Regions from separate parts of the Homo sapiens genome. Here all the other regions are linked to region 4. Evidence: chromatin loops called from intact Hi-C (ENCODE). Cell type or tissue: gastrocnemius medialis. All regions are shown on one strand. Each heading gives the region's core, and the rest is flanking DNA. Links, peaks and the distances in the headings are about the cores only.

What was found. A loop is a pair of places that touch in the nucleus more often than their neighbours do. Peaks named below come from ENCODE experiments on the same cell type or tissue, not always from the same donor. Only the 100,000 strongest peaks of a DNase experiment are listed, where the experiment ranks them.
Region 1: it touches region 4 in a loop (15-fold over the local background); 27 of 110 quality-filtered maps call a loop at or near these places.
Region 2: a loop joins it to region 4, with 4 times the contacts of the local background. A loop is called at or near these places in 6 of 110 quality-filtered maps.
Region 3: a loop joins it to region 4, with 2.9 times the contacts of the local background. A loop is called at or near these places in 48 of 110 quality-filtered maps.
Region 5: a loop joins it to region 4, with 4 times the contacts of the local background. A loop is called at or near these places in 50 of 110 quality-filtered maps.

The regions. Positions count from the first base shown.
Region 1 is chr5:38,380,103-38,386,606 of GRCh38, forward strand. The region is part of intron 6 of EGFLAM (EGF like, fibronectin type III and laminin G domains); the gene reads left to right. Among named protein-coding and RNA genes, the nearest start is that of EGFLAM-AS2, 20 kb to the right of the region's middle. RefSeq lists an enhancer at 2,785-3,079. In gastrocnemius medialis, for the core only: a CTCF peak has its summit at 2,896 (motif pointing right); no DNase peak of the experiment used is centred there.
Region 2 is chr5:38,494,868-38,499,867 of GRCh38, forward strand. It overlaps LIFR (LIF receptor subunit alpha), which reads right to left. Exons shown (of 20, transcript NM_001127671.2): 12 at 4,646-4,716; 13 at 1,515-1,728. Among named protein-coding and RNA genes, the nearest start is that of EGFLAM-AS5, 29 kb to the left of the region's middle. In gastrocnemius medialis, for the core only: no CTCF peak of the experiment used is centred there; no DNase peak of the experiment used is centred there.
Region 3 is chr5:38,670,082-38,676,585 of GRCh38, forward strand. LIFR-AS1 (LIFR antisense RNA 1) reads left to right here. Exons shown (of 9, transcript NR_103554.1): 9 at 945-1,135. Among named protein-coding and RNA genes, the nearest start is that of LINC01265, 47 kb to the right of the region's middle. In gastrocnemius medialis, for the core only: a CTCF peak has its summit at 3,664; a DNase peak (open chromatin) is centred at 940; H3K27ac peaks cover 512 bases.
Region 4 is chr5:38,806,701-38,813,204 of GRCh38, forward strand. The region is part of intron 1 of OSMR-DT (OSMR divergent transcript); the gene reads right to left. Among named protein-coding and RNA genes, the nearest start is that of OSMR-DT, 36 kb to the right of the region's middle. RefSeq lists an enhancer at 3,875-4,375. In gastrocnemius medialis, for the core only: a CTCF peak has its summit at 3,313; a DNase peak (open chromatin) is centred at 3,261; H3K27ac peaks cover 1,408 bases.
Region 5 is chr5:38,549,386-38,554,385 of GRCh38, forward strand. All of the region lies in intron 1 of LIFR (LIF receptor subunit alpha), which reads right to left. Among named protein-coding and RNA genes, the nearest start is that of LIFR, 4.8 kb to the right of the region's middle. In gastrocnemius medialis, for the core only: a CTCF peak has its summit at 2,244; no DNase peak of the experiment used is centred there; H3K4me3 peaks cover 1,723 bases; H3K27ac peaks cover 4,242 bases.

The sequences.
Region 1 (6,504 bases), core at 580-5,579, 430 kb before region 4:
TTATTATTCTTAAACTTTTTCCCCAGCCCCTAAAAATGTAAAAACCATTGTTACAGCAGGCTGGATTTGGCCCACGGGCCACAGTTTGCTGACCTCTGTACTATACTGTTTGGGCATTTTTCCTTAAATTTTCAAGAAATTTGTCAGGAAATTTGGTAAATCCCCTTTTAGATAGCAATTTTGTCAAGCTTTTAAGGAATCAATTAGCACATACTAATGAACTTGTTCCCTTGATAGAGCTGTCTGTGATTTAATTTTCACATACATGTTCTTAAAGAAGAGACCTGGAGAGCCTGCAATCCAACTGCTTTGGAACAGGTTTGTGCTGGTGACATTGGAGAAAGACAAAAAGCAAACTGAGGAAGAGGTTCCTTTGCTAGGCATTATTCCAGGAGCATGGGAAAGGCCAATGAGTCAGTGAGCTTCATGGATTTGTAAATCTTTAGAACGTGAGATGAAAAAGGGAACAGTAGGAGCGATAAATAATTTGTTTTACTCATAGCCTAGACAAACCTGCATTTTCAGTTTGCATTTGAGCGTGAATATAACTTCAGATGTAATTTTACATTCAGGGTGTCCTCCATGGCAATCGCTCTATTGATTTGCTGATGACTCCATGCATGTAAATCTGAGCAACATTCATTTGCACAACTTTATTGGCTCTACAGGGAATGATTCACTTTGCTGTTTAAATACCTATTAATTGCTCTTCTGAGGCCTTTGTGCATCTTACATTATCATACATTTACTAATAATCAGGACACCAATATTTTACCCCCTCTGGCTAGGTAGAGAAGAGAGACTAAAGCAAATGATAAGGAAATATAAATTTTCAAAGGAAAGGAACTCACGATGCTCTGATTTCAACTGGAGCATCTGCTCAGTCGGTCGGCTGATATTTCATGGCCTCAGAATGTGCAACTATATACTGTTTATTCCACTCAATGGATTTTTAAACATTAATATATTGAGGTGATATCCACATACATATCCACACACAATTATCTTACCCATTTTCACTTTGTTTCCTTTTATTTACTTAATTATCCATTTTGTTCTCTTTCCTTCACATTCATCATAATGTCATGGCTAATCTTTTCTGTTCTTTCCTTTGGAGCATTTCTTGCTTTTATATAGTTCTTCATTGGGATCATTTCTTAGCATCTAAATTCTTGAATCGTTTCAGTTCTTTGATGGGAGTAGGGCCACAGTTGTTGTTCAGCACAAAGAGAGGAGGTCTGTGAAATCAGCTTAACACAGACACATAGGAGGGACGCGGTGCATGCTGGCTGAGTTTGATGGATCTCATCTGATAATGCAACCGAATACGAAACACTTATGTACAAATATAAATGAGAAGCAACTGCAGGAGAAAAGATGACTTTTCTAGGGATCTCAGTAGTCATCAGGCTCCTGGCACGAAATAGAGGCATAAGTACTTGGATGATTTGAAACAAGTTTAATGAGGGGACTGTTTGCAACAGCTTAGTCATGTGCTAATTGGGACCAGTATCCAGATGGAAAGGGAGGGCCATCCAGCAAGAGCTATGACCTTCAGACATGTGTCCCATGATAACCTCATAGGGTAAAATTTAGGGGAACACTCTGACTCTTTTTCCTCTCTCTTCTTTCTTGTTGGTGCTTCCTAATGGGCAGCACACAAGTGGAAGCCAGGCAGGTCAGCTTCCCAGGGCACAGGGCAGGGTGGAGAAGGACAGAGGAATTTAGGAATCAAGTCTGAAAAGGTAATCGCCAAACTGGGTTTTGGTCCAGGATCTGCCACTTGATTCCTAAAATTAGTGAGATTCCTTTTGTCTAAAGATTCGATTCCTCAAGCGTGTTCAGAGAAGAACAAGAAGGTCAGTGTAGCTGGAGAAGGGAGTTCTGGGGCAGAAAAGTCGAAGGAGATGACGTTAGAGAAACCATTGCAGTAATTGCAAAACAGAAATAGTATTTGTGTTATCGCCAAATAGAAAAGAATATTGTGCTCTATAATGCTTATTGTTAGTGAAAAAAATTCAGGCAACATAAAAAATATTAAAAGGTCAAAATGAAAATTATCTCTAAACTCAGCATCTAGGTATAGCCACTATTAATATTTTGGCAGATAATATCTTCCAGAATTTTTTTTAATCCAATGATGAAATCATAGTACATACACTTTTTCTGTACAACAAAATACTTTATACATATATAAATGCAAATGAATGTAGGTATACATCACAAAATTTAATAACAATGTATTCCATTATAAAGGTGTGCCACATTTATTGAACTAATTCCTCATTGATGGACATTTGGATTGCTTCACTGGTGTAAACAAAGCTGGGCCTCTTGATGGTAACCTTACTTGTCTTTTGGTTGTCCAAGTTCATCTTCCCTTCTGGTATCTTTTTGAAGCAGAGTGGGCCAGCACCATTATTTCTCCATTAGTTTCTAGTTGGATAGACTGACATGCACAGCTGATCAGCAAGTGGATGGTATTCTGAACCCAAGTCTCTTATCTGCTATTTCACAAATTTAACCAATAGCCTATGTTGCACTAATCTCTTATTAACACATAATATTCATATATACCTTTTGAGATAAAAATGTTTTTTCAAAAGGAAAAATAAGTCAGCTGCTGTAAGGATCTATCTCTAAATCTGAGCCCCAATTGGAAATTTTTGGTGGTACCAGCTTCTTATTCCCACTGATATGAGGAGCCAAGAGGCCTGTCTTAGAACATAGATTAGTGCTGCTTTTGAACTCTAATCCCAGCATCTACCATATTTTAAAATGTGATTGTGTCTCCATTTTGGCCCAGTGGAATGTATCTCCCATCACTGATGTTGATCACAGGATCCTTAGGGAGTGCAGGGGCATGCCAGCCACAGCTGCTCAGGAGGAAGTATCAACAGTCATCCAGCAGATGGCAGTAGTTCCCACACTTACAGAGCCGGACGAGCCCTTGCGACTCAGTCTGGAGTCACCTGAAGTGGTTGACCTTGAGAGCAGCTCCATTAGATTGCGTCAGATAGAGGGCACCTTCTATGGTTCAAAGTCCCAACCAACATGGGAGAAGGCAACTAATTTTAGATTTTTTTCTGGTGCAACCAAACGTCCACAAACAAAAACAGATATTTCTTCAGCGTTCTTTGGCGTTTATAACATTTTATTTACAATGCTGTGTCAAAATGATGCAAACAACTGGTACATACATTTCTTTCCAAAATAAAATGAAATAAAAAGCTGGCAAATTCAGAAAGAATTACAACAATGAAAATTAGAGGAGTGGGTGATGAGAAAGGCTACAAACAAATTTGTCAGGCCTTTTTTTTTTTTTTTAACATTACCCCTGAAAACTGTTTGGGTGATGTTCAAGAAAGTAAAGAACCTAATTTCTGACTCTACATTGATTATTTTGCTTGTTTAAGCACTTATTCACACAGTTTCCAAAATGTGTATTTGATGTCTGTTTATGCCCAGGTAATTTCTGGATGCTGGGGTTTTAGCAGTAAACAAGATCAATAGTGTCTCCGCCCTCATGAGGTATATCTGTGGGAGAGTCTGTGAAATAAGTCTGTATCACATTATATTACATAAATAATATCATCAGTAATGATAAGTGTCAAGAGGAAAAGTGAAGGGCTAAGAGGGTGTAGAGGATGGTGGGAGCTGCTGCTTGGGATAGGCTATCAGGGAAGGCTTCTCTCAAAGAGAGATTTGAGCAGAATCCCTCCACGTGGAGGGAGTGACAAATGCAGAGGTCCTGGGGTGACAGCCCACAGGACACTGGAAGCTCACAGAAAGAGGCCCACGTGGTGGGAATGTGGTGAGTGAGAAAAATGATAGGAAGTGAGGTCAGAAAGTTTGCCAGGGGTCAGAGCGTGTCAAATCTTATAGGTCCTGATGAAGACTTTGAATCTTATTCAAAGTTAAAGGCCAAGATATTGAAATTTTGAGCAGCAAAATGACATGGCCTGACTTATATTTTAAGCAGGATTGCTGTGGCTGCAGTGGTGGAGCTCACTGGAGAGGAAGGAGAAGGAATAAGGAGGCAATTTTATATTGCTTTAAGGAGAACAGACATGAAAAGAAAAAAGAGGTAGAGTGCCAAATGGAAATCATAGAATTTTGAAACTGGCGAGTCATTGAAGAACCTAGCCAGACTTCCACAATTTTCGGATAAGGAACTGACACCACCAGATTATGTGACTCTCTGAAGGTCTTACAGTCATCTGGGACTCTCTAGCCAGTGATCCTTGCGCTTCCTGTCCTCTTCTCTGTTGCAGAGACCCCACTTACATGCGTGGTTACACCGCTCCATTCTCACCCATATTCTGTTGGTTCCTCTTGAGAGCAGTGTGAGTGTTGCTCCCATGCTCCCAAGTGGGGAGTTTCTACATCAGTTCCCTGAGCTATTTCCTTATATAAGCCAGAAGTACTGGGATGCCTTTGCCTTTCTTAGTGTCTCAGGAACACTTTCTGACCGGGAACACCTGCTGTGTCCTGCTGCATGTCCCAGCCACATGTGGGAAAATCCTGCGGTTAGACTGAAGGCAGTCTGTGCAGTGACAGAGTGGCCCATAGGGACCTGGCTGTAAACCCAACAGAGGTTAAGAAAGTTTGGGGATCTGTATCCCAGGCTCATTCTACTGCACTTGGCTCCCACAGGCTCTTTGCTTCATGTCTGTTACTACTCTATTGTGCCCCCAAATGCTCAAAAGTATTTGGGGGCACAATAGAGTGGTAGATTTCAACTGGGGGTGATTTTGGTCCCCAAAGAATATTTGGCAATGCCTGGAGACATTTTTGGCTGTCACAACTGGGGGGAAAGTGCTACTGGCATTTAGTCAGTAGAGACTAGAGATGTTGCTAAATATGAATACCTTGCAATGCACAGAACAGCCCCCTACAATGGAGAATTATCTAGCTCTAAATGTCAATAGTACTGAAGTTGAGGAACCCTGCTATAGAACAAAATCAAAGTTAAAAACCTAACCCCTGTTCAAAGTAAAGTGGCAATCAGCTGGGAAATTAACTGACATTTAAAAAAACAACTATTTATCAAACTTTTTTGGACTACCACTTATAATAAGTGTATGCAATTTACATTGCAACCTAGTACACACAAACATAAACAGTCATTTCTCTGTATTCATGGAGAATTGATTCAAGGACTGTTTCCCACCCACCCCCCCCCCCCGCCCCCGCCACCGCCAACAAACACCAACATCCAAAGATGCTCAAGTCTCTTATATAAAATAGAGTAGTATTTTCATATAACCTGTGTACACTCTCCTGTATCCTTTAAATATTTATCTCTAGATTACTTATAATACCTAATACAATGCAAATGCTATGTAAATCATTTATATACTGTATTGTTTAGGGAATAATGACAATAAAATAAAGCCTGTACATGTTTAGTATAGACATAACCATCCATATTTTTTTCCAAATATTTTGGATGTGGGTTAGTTGAATCTGCAGCTGCAGAACCCACTGATACTGATGTGGAGGGTCAATTGTATAGAAGTACATGTGCATATGTGCAAATGTGTCACAGACACTCACAGTACTCACCATTGCTAAATGCAGGACTTTGTATTTTCTCATACCCTTCAGTTCCAATTTTTAAAGTGTGGTCATGTCCCATTGAATTATTTTTATAATTCACTAATGGGCTTAAAATCTGTAATACTGAACTAAATACAGTAATGCGTTGCTTAACAACAGGGATACATTCTGAGAAATGCACCATTAGGTGATTTCCTTGTTGTGCGAACATCCTAGAGTTGTACTTAGACAAACCTAGACGGTATAGCCTACAGCACGCCTAGGATCTATGGTATAGCTTATTGCTCCTGGGCTACAAACCTGAACAGAATGTTATAGTACTGAATACCACAAGCAAATGTAAGCAGTGGTAAGTGTTTGTACAATTACACATGGAAAAGGTACAGTCAAACTATGGTATTATAATCTTACGGGCCTACCATTGTACATGGGTTCCATCATTGACCAGAATGTCACTATGTGATGCATGACTATATGTAAGGATACTGAATAAAGTAAGGGTGTATTAGGTATGCAAGTTACCAAAAGGATCAGCCATTCATTTCACAAATACTTTGTTGTTGTTGTTGTTGCCCAGGCTGGAGTGCAATGGCGCCATCTTGGCTCACTGCAACCTCCACCTCCCGAGTTCAAGCAATGTCTCCTGCCTCTCCCAAGTAGCTGGGATTACAGGTGCACACCACCACGCCTGGCTAATTTTGTATTTTTAGTAGAAACAGAGTTTCACCATGTTGGTCAGACTAGTCTCGAACTCCTGACCTCATGTGACCCACCCGCTTTGACCTCACAAAGTGCTGAGATTACAGGCGTGAGCCACTGCGCCCAGCCCACAAATACTTATTTTTTTTATTTTTATTTTTTAAGAAGGAGTCTCGCTCTGTTGCCAGGCTGGAGTGCAGTGGCACAGTCTTGGCTCACTGCAACCTCTGCTTCCTGGGCTCA
Region 2 (5,000 bases), core at 1-5,000, 310 kb before region 4:
ATTACCCACTGTAACAGGAGAAAGTAACTAATAGCTATAACTGATTTATATTTAAGGGTTCAGTAAAAATAAACACAGACAAGTTTTTTGAACAAAATGTACATTCATAAAGCAACTACTACTAAACGCAAGACAACAATTTGGCTGAGAATAGAGAACACTTCGGACATAACAGCTTTTTTTGCTCAACGTGATTAAAAAGCCACAGTGTAAACCTGAGTTGAGGCTGCAGAGCCTCCCTCCACTCGGGAAATCCTCAAGGAATGAGGATTTGTTCTGGGGTTTCAGAAAGTGTCTGGAAGCTGATGACAGAATTGCTAGTTCTGTAAATTACCATTTTCTAAGGGATACACAGAAAAGGTAGGATTATGTTTCCTGAATTAAAAGACAACATAGCTATTGCCTAGCATTGTGAGTGCAATGAAACATATAATCTAAATCAGTATGTTATCTTCTTATGGATGTTCACATCTCTGTCTCCTTCATTTTTTATTTTGTTATTTTTGCCAGGCCAAAATGAAGAAGCCATTATTAAGCCCCTCCTCCCAGCACCTGCCACAACCCCTGTGCATCTCCAGCAGCACTGCTGCCTGGGGTTTGTATCTCTGAAATGCACTTTGTTTTCCCCCTTCCTTCCTCCTAATTCTCCTATGACTGACTCAAAGAGAACAAAGATGCAGTCAAGTAACAATAAGAAACAGCCTCAAACTGGAGTTGGAAAGCTACTTAGAGGACCCTAACTGGACCAATTTTTCTTCCTCTAGGAGCTGTGGTTACAGAAAGGTGCTCCCATATCGGGGCAAGAGAGCAAAGGTGGGTAGGCAGAAAATGACTGGAGCACAGAGGTCTGTGGAAGAAGAGGTGGAAGTGGCCGTTTAAAGCTCATAACTCTCAAAGTTGTCAAGGCAGAAGCTGGGAAGAATGTATTAATCACTGGACATCTGTAAAATTTAAAGAAAGGCACTAAATTTTAAAAACTACACCACAGTTGTTTTTCTAAGGCCTATATTGAAGATCTAATTTATACCTTAAGAAGACTTTTTTTAATCAATAAAGAATTTCTATTAATAAGGAATTTCTTATCAAAAAAGGTGCTAATTAAAATAAGCGTTTTTTTTTTTTCCTGCCCAACAATTTGCAAAACAGCCTAGCTGACCTAAAATAAACTTTCCTAGTCTTGGGGAAGTGTCTTGGAGAAGCGTCTGAATATCATTTGAATAAACTCTTAAAATATTTCTTCCTAAAAGTACTATCCACCACTGTAACTCTCCAATATTATCCACTATAGTTACTGAGTACAGTAATGATTGTATCCATCAGTGCACATGCTTCAAGTCAATACTAATGACTTCTTTCTCAATGAACTGTAGACATCAATCTGCTCATTCTGCCTTCTAGGTCAGCAGCAACAAGGTATACGAGAAGAAGGCTGACATGACAAAAGAGCAAGTAACATCAGACATTTCTCACTTTAGTTTCCCGTTCTTATATACTAAATCATCTCAAGCACTCACCATTTGGAATTTCCATACTCGCTATTTTGGAAGGTGGTGATGAGCCCACAGAATTTTTAGCCACTACGCTGATGATGTAGTCATTCTTATCAAGTCGTATCTCTGCTTTGTGCTGAGGATCAGGGATTTCAGAAAGGGACTGTGTTTCCTCATCTGATGAACACGATACATTGTAGGAAAGTATTTTTCCATTAGCTTCATTAATGGGTAAAGGCTATGAAAAACAGACAAATTGTTATAAAACCCTGCAAAACGTGACTGTGACTAGGCAAGGTAATTGGGTTTAAACTGGACACTATATTAACAATAACAAGGTTGGCCAGGCGTGGTGACTCACGCTTATAATTCCAGCACTTAGGCCGAGGCAGGTGGATCACTTGAAGTCAGGAGTTCGAGACCAGCCTGGCCAACATGGTGAAACCCAGTCTCTCCCAAAAATACTAAAATTAACCAGGTGTGGTGGTGAGCGCCTGTAATCCCAGCTACTTGGGAGGCTGAGGCAGGACAATCACTTGAAGCCAGGAGGTGAAGGTTGCAGTGAGCCAAGATCATGCCACTGTACTCCAGTCTGAGCAACAGAGCGAGACTCCATCTCAAAAACAAAAAACAACCAGTTACAAGGTAGTATCAGAAAAGATGAAGCTGGCCAAGTGCGCCTATAATCCCAGCACTTTGGGAGGCCGAGGCAGGCGGATCATGAGGTCAGCAGTTCGAGACCAGCCTGCCAAACATGACAAACATGAAACCCTGTCTCTACTAAAAATACAAAAATTAGCCAGGCATGGTGGCACCTCAGGAGGCTGAGGCGGGAGAATCACTTGAACCTGGCAGGTGGAGGTCACAGTGAGCTGAGTTTGTGCCACTGCACTCCAGACTGGTTCAAAGAGCGAGACTCTGTCTCAACAACAACAACAGCAAAAATGAATCTCTCAACAGTGTAAAACACAGATTTAAAATCCACTGGGAGCAGGGTAAATCAGGAAAGAGACACTGAAGAAAAACTATACTTGCTATAAGCAGTAAGAGTACACAAAAATTTAAAAATTAAGTGAATAAAAAACAATATTTATCTCCACATTTTTCAGGAGCAAAACTTTTAAAACTATCCAGAAGCACTGCTCTACTTAGCAACAAACAAAACATTTTAAAAAATAGCATCATGGGTTTTTTTCTAAACATTTGTTTTCTCATTTTAAAGTATTACATGCCCACTACAGAAAATTTGGAAAATATATAGAAGTTGAAACAAGTAAAAATCTCCCATATTCCCACCTCTTAAGTATTCTTTCATTTTGATATTTCTTTCAAGTTGTTTTTCTAGGTATAGATTTTTTTACTAACATTGTTTTAATCATATTACACCATTTTACTTTTTACTTTTCCATAATATATGCTAATATACGCTTGTCCATAATACAGTTATATACATTTTCATGGTTTTATGTCTTATGTAGCATTTTTACCAGTGTACTTGAATATCCCTTAAATAAATGAAATTTAAGTTGTTTCTAATTTTTCACAATACTAAAACAAATATTTTGGTGAACTTTTTTGTGCCACTTTTTTTCTTTTTCATAGAAATTTTTAATATGAATTTCTAAAAGTGAACTTACTGTATAAAAACAAATGAACATTCAAACCTCTTCATTTATACTGAACTGCTTTTCATAACAACTGCCTTAATTTATACACCAATGTATGGGGCTCTCTGGTCAAGACTGAGGATGATCTAACACTGCGAAACACTCTGCTCCAGCAGAGGTCTCTGTGATGCTCCAAATGGCCTGCTCTAAGGGGCAGGCTTTAGTCCTAAGACTTATGGGCTTCTTGGGATACTCCAGACCACACACTGTTTGAAATGTCCTCCTCCCCCAGCTTCTCTAATTCTATTTTCTTCGTTGTTCCTGCCCCTCTAAACCTTCCCCATCTCCTCTGCTGGTTCCTCCTCCTCTGCTGGTTCTATGCATGCTGCTGTCACCTGGGCTCCATCCCTGGCCCACTTTTCACCTTGCATCTCCAAGTGATCCCATTTATATGCTACTCAAAGCTGTTTTCAGTGCCAACCTCTCCCCTGAGCTCCAGAGCCTTACATATATCAAACCGCCTACTGAACTCTACTCATGATATCCCAGTGGCATACCTTTTGAAAACTCACTATGACCAAAACTACATAATTTCTACCCGAACACACTCTGACTTGGCAAATGGCGGCACCATCAGCATAGATAATGAAGCTAGAATCTAAATCATTTCAATGTTTTTAGTCTTAAGTTTTCGTCTAGTTTGAACAATATTTCAAACTTTCGTATATTGAAGTAAATTGTATAATCGTTGCTATATTATCATGAAATCTGACAGGCAACTGAGAGTAGCTGGGGGATTTTCTAATCAAGAGTGGATGTAACAGTCAAATACAATCTCAAAGCAATGGAACTCACATTGAACCTGCATGTACACTTCACTTTACTCAAAGCTGTATCGACGTCAAAAGTTTTTTTAAATAAAATTATGTTTTACTTTCCATAACAAAATTCACTATTTAAAGGAATCCTATTATGACTGCTTGTGTAAAATCTAATATAGAAAACAATTGTTCATGTTTTTGATATTCATAAAATACTTAAAAATATGGCAACAAAAAATGTTCCAGCAGAGAAAAATTAGTAAAATATGCAATTCATATTTCATCTAAATACTTTACAAAATCATACAAAACTTTATAACTGGCATGTTATAATGCAATTTATTGAAGGGAAATAAATTACACATGAAGTATATAAAAATTTACTTTCCTATTAATAGAAAAAAATATAACAAACACTTAGGATTCTAACCTACAGATTTTGACTGAAGTGAGGGAGATGGAATTCATGAAATCTTCAGGTCCTTTACAGGCCTTATAAGATCAAACTCGAGAAGGCTCAGATCTGACACAGGAGATCCTCAAATGACTGTGGGGAGTTAGGAGTGACGAGGAATTTGGGGGGTTTAGGAACCAGGTTAGATTCTCACCAATATTGCAACAAAAGCCAGTCTGGGAAGTTTCAGCTCCTTGATAACCCAAGTACCATGCGTAAGTTAAGCAGTTTAGCAAAGTAATGTAAATGTTCACAGAAAAATTAGATATTTACCTTCCAATAGATTATTAAATTTTTTCCATCAGAACTCCACTCTCTCCAAGTATCAGGCCCCTTTGAAGGACCTAAAAAGGAGATTTTAAAGTTAATATCTGAAGACACATACTATATGTATATGGTGCTTGGCATTTTTTTTCTAGGATGTTTGGAATTCTCAATAAAACGTGAAGCAGTTCAGTGGCTTCCACTTAGAAAATGAAGCAATGGAAAATCTAAGCTCTCAACAACTTTTGCAAAACACACGGCCCCCTCGAATGGGTGAAAATCTACCTGCAGGCCAGCTGTACTGATTCCCTGGGTTCCCCTCTGCCTCACATCCTCTCACTCCCTCCTTTCTTGGCCACACACT
Region 3 (6,504 bases), core at 741-5,740, 140 kb before region 4:
ATCCGTCAGGATTTAGAAGTCTCCCAAGTTATTTCAGCAGAAATAAATTTAATGCAGGGTTGCTTACAAAGGTAATGGGAAGGGCTGGGGGGGCAAGTGCTAGGGCATCTTCCAGGAGTGACTTCCAGAACAACCCTGCAGTTAGCAGACTGGAGTATAGGATCCCTAGACTACAGGCAGTGTGTTAAAGCAGAACGATTAAGATCTTGAAGTCAAACAGACCTTGAGAACAGCTCCAACTTACCCACTGATAAGTTGGGCAATGTATATAACCTCTCTGGATCTTAATATTTTAGCTATAAAATAACAAATGTGAAAATATTTATGATAGTGCTTAACAGTAGTAGGTAATCAACAGTAGTAGGTAAGTTTTGTCCTCTCCCCTCCCCCAGAGACAGAGGTATGTTTATTTGAGAATAGATGAAAAAATATACAGACAGGAACAATGGGAAATAATAATAATGAAGAAGTAAGATGGGACCAGACAATAGAGGGTTTTCCTTAAAAAAGAAAAAAGAGGCACGTAAACATCTTGAATTCTATAGGCAATGGGGGTTGATGGCAGTTTTTGGATAGGGAAATAACATGAGAAACTTGGCTCTTTGGCAAGATAAATATTGCAGCCACATTCAACAAGCAAGTTGTTCTTACGATGGTTAATATGAGATGAATGCCTTTGCCAGCCTCTTTAAAAGAATGTTCCCTTCCAATTTCATGGAAAATGCCCTTTGGGAAACCGCTGGAGGAGACTGTAGTCCTTATTTAGTGGGAAATATTTAATTGAAACAATGCCGCTCACTGTTAAGCTTAGAAGTAGATTTTATCCTCCTAGGTGCAGTATGGTGGGCCTGGGACATGATCCTCATGAGTCACTGGCAGAGGGCTGGGAAATAGAGGGGTTATGGTAAGACTCCCTCACTCCAATGACGTTGTGTCCCCAACAGGTACATGCCTGGGAAGACAGCCAGGGAACAGGCAGCTACATCAACCAAGAAGGCTGACAACATGTTCCATCCCACAACTATGTGGTAATTGCAAAGATGAGAAAATAGCAGAGATCCTCCAGTCAGCCCTGGAATGAGTTTAGGGGAGAGAAATCATGCAATCTCTTAGTAACATGGCATCTGTAAATTCACTTAAAGACCTCAAATGATTATAATTCAAGTGACCTCAGACACAGAAAAACAGTTTGTAATACCTTCCAACATCAAGACATTTTAGAACTAAAATTGACTATGAAGGGTAGTACTTGCTGAAAGTAGATGCTTAATATGTTTTGAGGGAATGGGTCTTTTTTTTTTTTTTGGGAGACAGAGTCTCGCTCTTTCACCAGGCTGGTGTGCAATGGTGCGATCTTGGCTCACTGCAACCTCCGCCTCCCGGGTTCAAGCGATTCTCCTACTTCAGCCTACCGAGTAGCTGGGACTACAGGCACACGCCACCATGCCCAGCTAATTTTTTTTGTATCTTTAGTAGAGACAGGGTTTCACCATGTTGGCCAGGATGATCTCAATCTCTTGACCTCATGATCTGCTTGCCTCAGCCTCCCAAAGGGCTGGGATTACAGGTGTGAGCCACAACACCCGGCTTGGAATAGGTCTTTTACACCAAAGCCCTCATGTTTTAATGAGGTAATTAAAGCCTAGAGGGCTATGTAATTGGCCCAGTCACCAACTAGATAGTGGCAGAGGTAGAACCAGAACTCAAGTCTCCTCACTTTCAATGTAACATTTTCTCTCTTACTCCATGTGGCATCAGGCTCCTGTTTCTGAAGGAAATCGATGTACATGTATTGTGGTGCTGTATATGGAGAAATGTTTAGCCAGTCTTTTTTCTGAGATCAAAACCAGGCCATGATAGCCATCTTCCTGGGTCTCTGTGAGGTTCTTGGGACCCAGAGTTCTCTATGATAACATCCTGGAGGGGAACTGACTCCTACAATGCACGAAAGAGATCTATACCAAGAACATGGCTCTCACAGACGAGCCAGAGGCCAAGAGCTAGGGAGGGGTTAGCTCAGTGTGCGTGAATTTCTTCTGAATTTTAATGGTTTTGGAAAATATTAAACATTTCTTCCACCGACTTCCTTTGGTTTCAAAACATGAACACTAGAGAGGCAAAGTGGAGTCATGAAATCCAATTGGTGGTGAAATCCCCCACAAGGGGGACCAAGAAAGTGAGAAAGAAAGAGAGAAGAGGAGGAAGAAAGGGAGAGAAGATACAAAATAAAGATAAGAGAAGGGAAAGAGTAAATAGATGCACACGTCCCCACAGCCGTCTTTTCCTGGCCACACTCTTCACAGGAATCTGAAAGCTGGGCTCTAATTCAGGAGCTCTGAAGCTGTTTTGAGTTTCTTTCCATAGTTTCTAGGCATCTAATCCATACCAAGGATTCCCATGGGGAAACTGTTATCTCTCAACTCAGTGAGGGCTATTGACAAAGACCAGTGCTCTTTCTTCTCTGTAGGTAAACAGTGACTCATGCAAGCCTGAGGGAGAAAATACAGTATATCTAAGAGTTAAGACCTCCCAGCTTCACATTCTGTTATAGCAGCTGCTTCATGCCAGTGGCAGCATCTTGCCAGAGTTCATTCCCATAGTGCTTCACTAAGGGTGGCCTTTGGCTATAGTACCAGAAGGAGGGACTCCTCTCACAGAGAGTAGAAGTTCCTCCTGTGAATCATGGAGACAACTGTTTGCACTTACTTATGACCCTATCTCTTTTAGGTGTCAGGGTCTCTCAGATCTTCCAGTATTTTCTGTTTTATTCAGCGGGAGGAAGACCACATAGGACTCTCAGCACCACCACGGAGGTCAACTCCCAGCAAGTCTCTGGAACTCTTTGATCAGCAATTCCACATATTTTTATATACCCTAGAGAAAAATCTCTTATGTATTCACAAAGAGGCCTGGGAGGCTATTCATTGAAGCATTGTTTTAATGGAAGAAACTTGAAAACAATGTAAATGTTCATCCATAGGGGATGAAATGAATAAATGTTCTTGTAGTGATACAATGGAATACACATGGTAGACAAAATTAATTAAACACAGCTCAAGGTAGCAATCTAGATGACTTTAAAAAACATAATAATAAAAAAGAAAAGCAACGTACAGCAATATCCCATTAAAATAAAGTTTGTAAGGATGCAAAATAATATCACTTATTATCTTTTGAGGGAGTGAGGAGAGATCTGCAGAAAGTGAGAAAATACACCATGGAGATATTTGGGGGAAGAGGGCTCAAGGTAGAGGAAAAAGCAAGAGCTTAAGGCCTGAGTTGAAAACCTGTTTGATGTGTTTGAGTGAGAACAAGCAGGTTGCTGTGACTGGAGAGTGGAGTATTTGGGGCATAGGAAGGATAGAAAATCAGGCCAGAGAGGTAACCAGTTTTTAGACCATGAAGAACCTTGTAGTTGCCACTGGAAAGTTTTGACCAGGGAATCTGTGGTGTAAGGTTTGAAATTAAGCCCCAGTATTATGTGCTGCCTCAACATTTGGGAAAAGTAGGGCCTCAGATGGCCTAATTACAAATTACCCTCCCAAATGTCCTCCCCATGCATACAACACTCTTATCAAATGGACCAGGTGCGGTTACCGCTTCTCTCTGAGAAGTGGGTTTCAGTTCCTTGCTAGCTTATGGAATTATTCAGCCAACAAATCACATCCTCCTGTGGGAACCAGGGGGCACTACACCCTCTTGCTACTGCAGAGCCTGCCTTCTACAGCACCTGATGGTCTACTCTGTTCTCAAGTGCAACCCCTGTGTGGCCAGGCGTGGCATGCAGTGTTCTCCTCTCCTAGACTGTGAGTAGAAATGACTAATCAATTGTGTCAACCTCATCTGTCCAGTGTTGGATGCCATGTGTATACCATTAGCCATGCCCATAACCCTAAAGCCGGAATCTCTCCCTCACCAAGGAAATGAATAGGAGGCAACATGAGTCACGTCACCTGATTCGTGCTTTAAATTGGGACTACATTAGTATGTACTATTTGTGCTTTACTATTGAGAATAAACTATGAGGAGCTAAAACCAAAAACAGGAAATCTAGGTATGAAGTCATGGAATCATTCAGATATGATGGTGGCTTAGATGAGGGTGGAAGTAGTGGTAGAGAGATGTACTTGGCTGGATTTGAGAAGTATTGTGAAGGCAGAGACAGTGGGCTTTGCTCAGAAATAGAATATGAATGGGGAAAAGAGGAGTCAATTTTTTTTTGCCTGATAGCTGGTTGCCATTTATTCATGTGGGGGAAAGAGAGAGAATGGCTGTTTTTATAATGCTTCTCCCTGTCTTACACAAATTGTTGCACTAATTAAAAATAAAAAGGAGAAAGTATACCTCATTTTGTGAGGCTTGTATGGTCTTGATACCAAATCCAGTACAAGAAGAAAAAATTGTTCATTGATCATTTTCACTTACCATGAAAGTGAAAATCCTAAGTGGTAGAAATGATCTAACACAATCATCAAATTTAATTTTAAGATTTTAGATGCAATTTCCTTTATAGTTAGGAATAAGACATGTATAGCTTGGTGTCATTGCCACACCAACAAAATACAGAAAGCCCTGATCAATGCATTAAAAAGAGGAGAGAAGAAAACCAAATTGTTATTATTTATAGCTACAATACCAGATGGAGATCAGATGCATGGGAAACCTGAGAATATCAGTAAAATATTAAAATTAATAAGGGAGTTCAGCAAATTTGTTAGATTTTAAAACAATATACAAAACTCTGTGTTCCCATAAAAAACAATAATTTAATATAAAATACAATACAAGATATCATTCACAGTAGCAACAAAAACTATAAAGTATGTAGAGATTAACCAAAGAAAACACAGGATGTTTACAGAGAAAAAATTTAAAATTATGAAAGCACATACCAGAAAACCTAAATAAACGGAACTCTAAATACCATATTAACAGCTTGCTTTAACCTTGTAATTAATTTTTCTTAATCTCTAAATTCAATGTAATTACAATTAAAATCCCAGAAGGATTTTTAACATGGAAAACTGATTCTGAAATTTATGTGGAAAAAAGAAATATTTTCAAAGAGTTAAAGCAAAACCAAAAAAGAAGATATATTAGATATTAGGATATATTACAAATGAAGGAAATTTTTATCAATAAAACAGAAATGGCAGACTAAAAGAAGCTATTGCCAACTACAGCAGAAAAATAATTGTTTTAAAATTTATATCTATATAAAGTATATAGTTAAAATATAAGAAACGTTTGTTAATGCAGTTAAGTCAATATTGAAAGTGAAGTTCAAAGCAGGAATTTGGGGAGAAAAATTCACCCTATGAGGTAATCAGGCAAATTAGAAAGTCATAATTCTGCAAACCAGCAAAGTTAGGAAACAGCAAGAATAAAAAAACGGGCAAAGGTATGGCTAGGCCAATCAAAGGAAGAAAACCACATGGCTAAAAATTATATGAAGAATGTTCTACTTCACTGGCAACCAGATAAATACAAATGAAATAAAAAATGATACACCATTTAAAATGTAGAGATTGGTAAAAATTAGAAAGTCAGACCATAACAAGTGCTAGTGAGGATACAGGGAGTTGTAAACCTCATACATGACTAGGGGAAGCTTAAAGAGGTGCAGCTTTTCTAGAAAGCAACCTGGCAAAACTTGGTGAAATTATGACTGCATACACACTGTGAGCCAACAATCCAATTCCTGGGCATACAATTCAAATAAATTGAATATCAGCGGGTACAAAGACATATTAGAAGATGCACATCCCAGACTGTTTGTGGTAACAACGATCTGAAGGCAATCTACATGTCTGTTGATGAGGGAAATTGATAAGGAAAATATGTGATATGACGTATGGAATACTATGAGTTCATCACACATAATGAACAAGATTTATTTACACAGAGCAACACGGATGGGATCTCAAAATACACTGTTGAGTGCAAAAAGAAAAAAAGGATGAGATTAGAAGCTTCATAGCATTTATGTAAATGAAAACCACTGACACTAAATAACATTATTTTTCAAGGGCATATTTGTCTAAATAAACACGGGGAAAGTGGATTGCAAAGACATAGAGTAAATACACTATAGTGAATGCACATAGCAGGAGGGTTGTGATACAGGAGATGAAGAGGAAAAATGTGAAAATAATATGAGGGGCTTTACATAGACGAGTGTCGATAATGAGTCATGAAAAGAAGAGTTGACTCAATTCTGCCCACCTGAGGGCTAAGAAAGATAAAGCAAAGTAAGGAAAAGAAACAAAATGTGTGTTGAGAAACCCTTCCAGCTGATCTCTGTCTCTGTTCTGAAACCTCTGTTCCACTTCTTCAGAAATGAATTAGCCCATTCATTAGGATCCAGTCAAAGAGAAGGTGTCTTCCTTAGGATAGTTGCTTAACTTGTTAAGCCTTAGTTTCTTTACTGGTAAATAATGCCCTCACCTTCCAGATCTGATGGGTAAATTAAAAGGGTGACCTTTGTAGGTCCCCACAAAGTCT
Region 4 (6,504 bases), core at 885-5,884:
TGTGTCCTGATGGTTTGTTTGGAAATGCAGGGGGTGCAACCCAATATAAAGAATGAGCTGAAGACAAGAAAGCAGCCTGAGAACCTCCATGCTGGCCTGGTCTCGGCTCCTCCCACCTCCACCCAGCCCCCACCTCCTGGACGGCAGGCAGGGCAAACATCTATGCTCCACCCAACACACATGCATGAGGAGCATTCTTTCTTCCCACAAGGCAAATTTCGTTTTTGCAGAAAATGCATCTGACTCACTTTCTCCTCTGAGGGTTACGAGATGTCCTGCTATAGGTCACAAGTTCAGCTGAGTCATGAATGCTGAATTGCCAGCTGTGCTCATCCAATCATATTTAACATTCAGAAGTGCCATGAAACCCCAAACCCACAAAAACAACTTAACTGCAGGGCCCAGACCAAATCAGTAGCAGAGGGGGGTTTCAATGCTGTTCTGTCAGCTATTTTCCCCTGAACCCCAATCTTTACCCCCCAACCCTCTGGTCATCATCTCCTATCATCCTTCCCTCCTCTCCATCTTCTCTCTGTCTCTCTGTCCCTGCATTTCCAGTCTGGTTAAATCTGAGTTTCAGCCGGGCGTGGTGGCTCACACCTGTAATCCCAGCACTTTGGGAGGCCAAGGCGGGTGGATAACGAGGTCAGGAGTTCAAGACCAGCCTGGCCAACATGGTGAAACCCCATTTCTAATAAAAATACAAAAATTAGCCGGGCATGGTGGCGGGAGCCTGTAATCCCAGCTACTCGGGAGGCTGATGCAGGAGAATCGCTTGAACCCAGGAGGCGGAGGTTGTAGTGAGTGGAGATCGTGCCACTGCACTCCAGCTTGGGCGATAGTGTGAGACTCCGTGTCAAAAAAAAAATTCTGAGTTTCAATGTGCAGCGTGATTTCTTCTCTTCCTCATGATTGCTGTCAATTCCTGGCTGCAGGAACAAGGATCTTGCCAACAATCCTGAGCCAGAGCGTTCTGAGCTCCCCACCCTTTCTTCCTGTCACCTTCCGATTCATTTCCTGTAAGCTGTGACCCTTTCTTGGGAACATTAATTAGCCATGATGCTTTTTTATCAGAATTCTAGGAAAATGATACCGGTATGACTCACACTTCTGCTGTTTAAACAGTGTTTACTATATTTGAGTGCGGCAGATGAGCTTTTTGCAGGGTGCTTACTATATAGATTTATGACCTTCTATAACCATTCTGGGAAAGAAAGAAAAAGCATGCATCGGCACCACTTAATGAGGCTTTACCGTATCATTCAAACTTTTAGAGTGAAAACATATGGGATGCAATATCTTTAGATGATCTCATAAAAGCCTTTATTTAGGAATACAACACATTTCTTTCGTGATGCTAGTTTTAAGAATGAAGTTACCACAACCCCCAGAGATTATATTCTACCACTCTTTGCTTGATAAGAGGGTGATTTTCACAATCTACACTGTAGCTATCTAAGGGATTTTACAATCTATGCAGTCATGAGCTGGATTAAATAAACTATGTAAATTTATGTGGACCAGGGTCTAAATTAATTCAGGCCAAAATAAATCAAACCTTAGCTAGACCATGATTTAATTAAAAATTGAAAATATGACTCATGGCACTTAAGTATACTGATGTTTACTGCCAAAAGAAGCATTGTTCCTGTGACAGAGATAAATGCAGGAAGGGCTGATAGATTCCTCAAGGTTGAAACAGAGATACTGAGATGGACATGGCATCATACACATTCCTACAATTGCTCAAATAAATATCTTTTGGATGAGTATCAGAAGTGAACTCAAAATATAGTCATGAAAAATCCATAGATATGTATGTTTTTATTCCCAGATTCTTCTCGCTCTAATTTTGGAGTTTTTGTGTTTTTCTTCTTGTGACTATATATATGTCATATATATTCATATATACATTAATATATAATCTCTATATATGAATATGTTTTTTGTCAATTTTTAAAAGCTCTTCTCCTTCCCGTTTTGACTTTTATATATTACTTATGTATTTTCTCCCTTCTATTTTCTGGAATCTGTCCTCTGACTTGCAATGTTAAGAGCATTCCTACTAGTGTGTCCTGTGCTGTGCAGGTTTGCATGTTTATGAAGCTTCCTTCTTGGAATATATGGACGATCTTTCACCTGGCTGAGGCTCCTCCTCCTCTTGCGTCCTCAACAAGGACCCGCGGCCACTGTCAGGGCTGCCCTCAGCATGACGCGGATTTCAGGGAAGGCTGGGTAGGGTAGGAATGTGTTTGAACCCCAACCAGGACCCATGGGAGGACTACTATGTGGGTGTTTAGGCAGCTATCAGGACAGTATTCGAAATCCAGATTCTCCGGGGCATGCGGCCTTGGCCATCACACGGATCTGGGGGACTCCCAGGCTGCAGACACTGCAGGCAGAAGGAAGCCGTGGTTCCTACCGGAGGCGCGAAGGCAGTGAAGTCGCCTCCACTCCAGTGTTCTGCTCTTGCTCCCTGCAGCCCTCGCCGCCCCGCCCGGTCCACGACCAGCTCCTCCCTGGGGATCTCTCCGAGCAGTGCCATTTTGCAATTCATCCTCCAACATTTCCAAGTAAAGCTTTTCTGTCATATTTGTGTTCGGGGAGTCTCTAATGCTTTAAGGCAAAGAAGTCAGTAATTTGGAGCTTCAGGCCTCTAGCAGGGTGGGAAAGGGGAGTCTCTTGCTAAGTCAGTAGGCGCCTGGGTGTCCTCCAAACCCCATAGGGCTTGTGGGACCTGTGCCACCCCTCCTACAACAGGGCCTCCTGTTCCTCCACAACAAGCTGGCTCTGTGACCTGCAGGATGGAGAAAGGTTGTCCTGGCCCCTGCCAGACTGGGAAACATCAGGGCTCTCAGGAAGGACAGGGATTTCCCCACACATTAACCTTGTGCAGGGGATTGGGAGGGAGTTGGTGCAAGCCTTTGAATTATTGTCCCCTTCCTTTCACTCTTCAGTATGAGCGTGAGCCTTCCTCCCCAAATACATGAACAATTTTTAGGAGACTTAGATAGAGAGAAACGCAATATTTAGGATCAAGTTTAAGATCCCCCAGAATTTCCCTCAAGAACGGCTAAAGCACATGGCCAAGAATCCCCTCACTACCAGCTGTGATCAATCAGGAGAGGGGAGGGGGCAGCTCCTAACACGACAGAGGCGAGTCTTGGCAAATGGATCTCATCTCCTGTGGGCTGGTCTGATCTTAAACTCCAAGGGAACCGCAGAGGCCTTTGTTCCTGCCTCACAGAAGGCGGCCGCCCGGGAAGCCGAGGAAGACCCATGCATTAGCCTATGGCGCCACCTAGCAAAACCAGGGGGTACTTAAGAAAGATGGAGCTGGGAGGTTGTGGGGTTTGTTTTGGATTGGTTTTTTTCCACAACCAGAAAAGGGGGTTTCCATTTCATTCACAGAGTTCTGGGAAATGGAATTTGTATAAAACATTTTTTGGTCATGATGGAAAACATTTATTTGACTCTAATGAGAGAATCTGACCCAAAGGCAATAGTAATCAAAACCTACGAGGACAAGTGCTTGATTCTCTGAACTTGTTGTTTTTTTTTTTTTCTAGTAACAGCTGTGACTATGCAGTTTTTGCTTCAAAAAGAACTTGATTCTATCTTACGTTAAAGATATCTTAAGTTAAAGAGTTACTTCTGGGCAATGTCTTCATGTCCAGAAGGGAAGAGGGGCTCGACACCGTGCTGCAGACAAACAAGTACGGTTGTGTCAAGGGACATTCTGACAATTTTATGATGTCACTTTGCCCCTTTTGGGTTCTGGAAAGTGAACTGTGGCTTCCCAGCTCCCACACATTAGCCCCATGAGGAGACACTTGGTGTACGTGCTGAAAATGCAGCACACCCGGCCGGGCACTGTGCCTCACGCCTGTAATCCCAGCACTTTAGGAGGCCGAGGCGGGCGGATCACCTGAGGTCAGGAGTTCGAGACCAACCTGGCCAACATGGTGAAACCCCATCTCTACGAAAAACATATAAAAATTAGCCGGGCATGGTGGCGGGCGCCTGTAATCCCAGCTACTCAGGAGGCTGAGGCAGGAGAATCGCTTGAACCCGGGAGGCGGAGATTGCAGTGAACCGAGATCGTGCCACTGCACTGCAGCCTGGGCAACAGAGTGAGACTCCGTCTAAAAAAAAAAGAAAAGAAAAGAAAATGCAGCACACCCAAAACATCCTTGGAGACCACGTCCAGATGGGAGCAGCCCTTCCCATCTGAAACATACAAATCTTTGTGGAAACAGAGACTCAAGAATGCCTCTAGGTTCCAGGCAAAAAGTGTTTTGATAACCGCACTGAGAAGAGACAGTCTTTGCCTTTAAAGGGTTAGGAGAATACAGTGGTTGTCAATATGGGCTCTGGAGCCAAATGCCTGGGGTCGAGCTCGCTTCCCTATTACTTCAACTTCAGTAACCTTAGTTCTCTATAAAATGAGGCTAATTCATAGGGTTTTTGTGACGTTTAAATGACATAAACCATATAAGGTGCTTACAATAAGACCTGGCACATGCAGGCACTTAATTTAAATGTTAACTAGTATTTAATCATTCTAGAATTTAAAGGAACAAACCCGAGTTTTCTCGCATCCTAATAAACCAGCCATGTTTTTTGATCCTACCTGAAGCGGTCTTCGTTAATTAGCATAGCGTATTGTGCCTGCGTAGCAGCCCCCAATGGCAATTTCTTTTTGATACCTTCACATTGGCAGCAGAAATAGGAGCAGGTGTCCAGCTTTTAAAAATTCTTTTAGGAGGTGCAGCACACCAACATGGCACATGTATACACATGTAACAAACCTGCATGTGGTGCACATGTACCCTAGAGCTTAAAGTATAATAATAATAAAAAAAATTCTTTTAGGAGAAAAGCATTCAAAAAAGTTTGAAGACCACTGCTCTATCTCAAATGGATGCTCAATTAATGCAGTTGACCAATTGATAATCAAGGTTTTTTTTGTTCACTTGCTTTTTCATGTATTACATTTTAAGTTTCTTAAGTGCAAGGATCCTGCCTGGCTACCCTATACCCCCAAACAGCAAGAAACTCTTATGTAATTTTAGATTAAACACCTAGACTAAACACCTAGACTATTTGAAAAGTGGTACCTTTTCTTAATCATATTAATATGACCAAGAGTCATATTATTAGTCAATTGAACTGACACTGTAGGCAAATAAAAACAAGAATTAATTTTTGGAGCCATCTTTGAAGGGCTAGCCACTGTGTATCGTCATTGACTCTGGTCTATTATTCTATTCAACCAATGCCTCACAAGAATCAAGTTACAACACAACATTATGAACAGCCCATTTCTTAGGGTATGGCAAACCGATGCCTTTTCCCGCAAGGCGAGTGCCTAAAGAATTTACCAGAAAGCCTTTGACAGTGATTAATGTCAGTGAAATAGCACTTTATTGTTAGAAGACATGGGATACATATCAACATACAAAACTTAAAGCGGAAGCCAAAGTGCAATGCTTCCTTGAGCTTCATTGACCAAGACAAATGAGGTCGTGCTCAGGCACTGGTGGTGGGAAAAATGGCTTGACAAATCTGCTATGTCCAGTATCTCCAGGCTTCACGTGGCTTTTTATTTATGCCTAATTAAACTGCAAAAAAAGGAATATTAATTTGATCTGAGAGCAGAGTAGTCTACATTCTTCCTATTTTTTATGTTCATCCTGCACCCATATTTGTATAATCACACATTCTCATCTGAATTGGATCAAGAGTCTTTGTTCTGAAAAATTATTACAAATTCTTTATGGATAAGAAGACATGGATAGCCATACTAAAGACCAAAGACTTTTTTGACTGCTGTATTCTATAGCATTTGCTTTCAGGTCTGATTGCAATGTTTTGTACAAAGCACACCAGAAATACAAACTTCACTGGAATTGCAACAGCAATTCACTGTACTCATGTAATAGTAATAGCAATTCCTGACATCTTCTGATTTTGGAACAACCCTTTGTAGGTGAAAACTCTGTTCATGGCAATTTGAGCATAAACTCTCTTTCCATATTGTTGTTAAATTTTGATGTACTGGAGCTGGGAAAGAAGCACCAACTTCATGCAACTCCATGCCAAACCAACCCCCTGCCTCTGATATGCCACAATGATCTGATGAATTATAATGTTCTACATATGATCTACTTGGCTGCAAAATGTTATCAGGTATATAAGCACATACACTTGGAGGCACATGACTTTATGTATTTAATATAATCCTAATAGAAATTTCCATGAGCTTCTCAGGAACCCTGGCAACTAATCCCAAAATGAATATGAAAGAGCCAAGGACCAAGAAAAGACATGACACTCAAAAAGAAGAACCCTACAGGAGATCTTGTCCTCCAGATATTACAATTGTTCTAGGGCTATAGCAATTAAGATAGTGTGGTATTGGGATAAATCATATAGATGGACCAGGGCAACAGAATATAGAATCCAGAAACATAACACACATGCATAGAAATTTTTTTTTCC
Region 5 (5,000 bases), core at 1-5,000, 260 kb before region 4:
CCCTACATCACTGTTAAAGAAAGGGTATTCTATCACATGTATGCACCACAATTCATTTAATGAGTCCCCCTATTATTGAGCATTTAAGGTGTTTCTAGTTTATAACTATTATAAACAAACTTACAGGCTGGTTACAGTGGCTAACGCCTGTAATCCCAGCACTTTGGGAGGCCGAGGCAGGCGGATCACGAGGTCAGGAGATCGAGACCATCCTGGCTAACACGGTGAAACGCATCTCTACTAAAAATACAAAAAATTAGCCGGGCGTGGTAGCGGGTGCCCATAATCCCAGCTACTTGGGAGGCTGAGGCAGGAGAATGGTGTGAACCCAGGAGGCGGAGCTTGCAGTGAGCTGAGACTGCGCCACTGCACGCCAGCCAGGGCAACACAGCGAGACTCCGTTTCCACACACAAAAAAAAACTTACAAAAATTATTTTTGCAAATTAGAGGAGGGTTTTTTTAAATGTATTTTTTTTGTGGTGGTCACTAGAATCTGGAAGTGAGTTTTTTCCAAATTTCAGAGGACCTCCCTCCAGATTTTGGTACATCCCAGTAAGTAGGCTTCTTAAGAATCACTGCGAGGAGAAAGGTATCGACAGGAGTATGGTGCACAAATGCACTATAACCACTGCTAAAGACTGGTCACTGTACACATACTTTATCGTTTCTCCTTTGTTTACATTGCTAGCGGTGAACATGCCTGACTAAGGGACGGGGCACATTTTTGAGGCTTCTGATGAGTAATACAAAATTGCCCTCCTGTAAAGTTATAACAATTGAAACACCCACCAACAGCATTTGAAAGTGACAATTTCCAAAATCCTCCAGTTGATTAGATTTGGTTTTAAACAATCATATCCCCATATGGCCATAAATTTTTAAAATAGCTGAGCTATTGATAAAGCACAACTGAAAAAAAAACAGGGAAAAATTCAAACAATAAATGCTAGATTTTAAAGCATCTGTTTTCAAATACAAAATATAAAACTTAATGATACCAGATACCAGTAGGCTGAACTTAACAGAATGGCTTTAGAAAATCCAGTGATAACAGACTTTGAAAGGTACCAAGCTAAGATGTAAAACACTGCACCTTCGTTTGCCTGTCTGGCTTAAGAGTTTGGGTTTTAATAGCAACATGCTCTATTTTTCTAACAAGAAACTCATAAAACTGTATATTCTTTCAGATTGTATAAGTACTGTCTTATAGCTAACATGGCAATCTGAAGTTCTTAAAATTCCTTTAGATAATCACTTATTCAACAAATATGTGAACGTCTACTATAGACTAGGCACTGTTCTAATGCTAGGGACACGGTGGTAAATCTCGCAAAAGTTCCTGCCCTTGAGGAGCTGTTGGTTCTAGAGAGGAGTTGAGAACCCTGCACTTAAAGAGTCCGAAGATCATGGTTACACTGCCAATCAGGACTCCTGGATTCTTCGGCAAATTATAACACCACCTCTGGGTCTAAGTTTCTTTATCTTAAGAAGCTGACCAGATGGATCTGAAGGGCCTTCCAGCTTTCAATCAAGTTATCTACTTTACTTGATTTTTGTTTAAGTGCTTAATTTTCTATTATTCATAAGAGCTATGCATTTTAAGCTCTAAATAGTTTTTCCACAAAATCAGACTCTCCCAAAAGAACAATTTTACATTTACAGTAAAATTGTGGTGATCCAGGCAACTTCAAGGAATAAATGTAGTCATGATGAAGTTCCAGCAAGAAGAAAATGTATGCTCCTAACTTTAACTGTTTCTATGGAGATGTTTTTGCAATGGTCTTGCCTCCTTCACCTTTGTACTGCATTATAAACACTAAGGCATGAAGCATGGCAGGGCTATGGGTCTCCAGGCCCGTTGCATGGAAACAGTTGGCATCCTGTCCCCATGCAGCAGGCGCCTTAGTGCTTACTGTGGCACTCGGGTGTCCTCAGGGGCTGCAGCCTAAAGTCCTGGTGGCGATTCTCATCTCTCTCCCACTCACCTTACCTCCAACTCGACAGGTACAACAATTCTGCCTGAAGTCTACATCTCACTGCCCCATTAGCATTTCTGTCACCTCTTGCTATTTTCCACCAGATGTTCCACAATTCAACAGTCCTCGGATTCAAGGTGTCTTTGGAGAAGCCCACTTTGGGGAGAAGTTAAAAGAAGGTATTGCAAGAGGCCTCAGTATTCCAAGGCATTCTCTGGAAGAGCACCACACATACACTTTAGGTAGTGATATCACCGCCTTGTGGCCTCTAAGGATACTGCCGCTTAGTAATATAGCATATAAACAATGATTCCAATTCTTTCTCTGTATCTGCCTTACAAACCAGAAGAATGATTGGAAGCCAAGATTTTCACCTCTGTGCAAAAGTATAGAAAAAATCCACCTACCAGAAGTTTTTCCTCAACTTCCAACATGAAAGCATAGAATAGTATCTCCCAAACACATATCTTTGCTCACCTGAGCAGTACCAGCAGCAACATCCTATAAGAATGCATGTGTTGTCATTTTAGACAACGTAAGACAAATTTGCAATTCCCATATTTCACAAAAGGAAAGGTAAAGGAATTGGTAAAAGTACTTTAACTCGGGCATCTAAGCCTCTAAATTTACCCCAACTGGTAGGTGTTTCTACTCTTTTACTGAAGAGCTTTTACTATATCAGGACAAAAGGACACAGGCTTCTTTACTGAAGACTGAGGACCTAAAGAACCCTCCTTTACATATAATTTGCACAGAACTTAAGAGAAACAGTTGGAAATAAAATTGTCTTAAGTAGAAACTGCTTATTATGCTAAGTTATTAATTGATTAAGATAGGAAATAAAAAAGTTAAAAACCATCATTCTGGAAGATCACAACACTTCTAATATGGAACAGGAGTCCAAAAGTCACAGGAGAAAGATGTAGATTCTTATTAGACATCTATAACAATTGCTTGGCATAAAACTCATTTCCCAAGTTTTCAATTAATATTTAGAATGACAGATTAGAAGTTGGGAAAAGGAAATGCCACAAATTATTGATATTCCCTATAGGGCAGGCACACATTCCTCCTGTGAGAATAAAAGTACCTACATATATTTTATCTACTCATTAGTCTGTCATCTGGCCCAAAGAATTAAAACATTCAATACACACACCCACACACAAAAGGCATCTTTGAACTCTTACACTTATACAAATGGCTATTCCACGGAAATAAAAGATAAAAATGCTCACCTTTCTGAAAATCTCTCATAAATCACTATAATTTACTGAAAAGGTTTGTTTTTAAGGTTTTACACTTGAATTTCATGGAAGAGCAGTCAAGTGTAATTGACTTAAAGCAACAGTTTGACAAAAGTGATAATTTGAAAGAAAAGTGATAACAGTATAACCGATTGGCTGATGTCAAAGGCCAGAGCCAAGCTGGAAAACTAAAAGACTCCCGAATCTAAGTATTTTGACCAAAAGCAGGTAAGATTATTTCGTAAATTCTCTAATTATTCATTTACTCAATAACTATTCATAGCCCACTATGTGATGAAGGTGGTTCCTGGTGCTGCAAATGCAATGGGTAACAAGCAGATGTGTTGCTAGCCCCCTGGAGCTTCCAGCCTATAGAGGAACTCCACCACTCACATCTTTCCCACGTCTGTAAACATTTCTTGACATGCAACACATATGGGCACCAACCCCAGCCCACTCTTCTTCTGCCTGCAGCTCTCTCCTTTCCTTTCACCAACTCCAGCCACAGAGGTGGTCCTCTGTCCCTCAGGTATGCAAGGCTCAGTCCTGCTCCAGGGCCTTTGCACTTGCCCTTCCCTCTGCCTAAGCCACTCTTCTTTCAGATCTCCAAAATCATAGGCTTCTTCCCCCTCATTCAACTCTCAGCTCAGACCCCTCCACCCCAGAGAGGCTTCTCAGGCCACTTGATGTAAAACAGCAGCCCACATCCTGTCCCATTCTGCCATGCAACCCTGATTGCTTTCTTTCACAGCACTTAGCACTATCTAGTCACCATCACTTATTGTATCTTTGCTTCTTATCCATCTCCTTCGCTGAGATTATAGCAGGGTCTGTCTGTCCTGTGCAGTGCCATAATTTAGTCCCTAGAAAGTTGTCTGGAATATTAACAGATGCCCAATAAACACCTATTTCAGAAAAAATACAGACAACGTTAGCAGTTTTGTATCACAACAGTACCAAATAAAAGGCAAGAGAATGCCTTAAATTCTAAGAGGAGTTTGGACCATTTAAACTATATATATATATATATATATATATATATATATATATATATATATATATATTATATGTATGTATATATTTTAAAAGATTATGATAGCTTACACTAGTCCTAAAAGCCCTCAAAAATAAGCATAATGAAAATACTGAAGCTCAACATTGGCTAATGTTCAAGCTTTATAATGTATTAGGCTCAATTTCTAGCATTAGCATTACTTTTACAATTTATTCTTTTTCAAGAGCATGCTGACGAGACCCCAATTTTTTTGTTTTAAAGAAAAGCAAGAGCTAAGTATGTTTTAAAAGCATCCATCCCCTTAAAAGTTATTAACCCCATCATAAACTGTAAAATCTGTAACCATATTATACTAACATTAAAATATAAGATACTGGTGATAATCTACAGAAGGCAGGGATTTGAGTGCCTAATGGCAACCGAATTTTATGAAACATAAACTACCCTCATCTTCAATTTAATCAAAGGTACAAGCTGCCTCTCTACGTTCAAAAATATTTAAACACTTAAGAATTTTTCCTCAGATTATTCTTTAAAATGTGTATCTGTTCCTTCTTTTCTTTTGTTAAAACAAAGAGCCAAGTTGTTACCCAAGGAATAATGACTTTAGTTACTGACCATCATGGCTCCCACTTCACAGCAAAGATGCCAAAGACTCTTATGGATTACTGTGAAGTTATATAGAAGCAAACAGTGTATGCTGGGGAGAAGGCACACTTATTTCCTGGAAGGTGATATAAAGAAACAAATGACTACTGCCT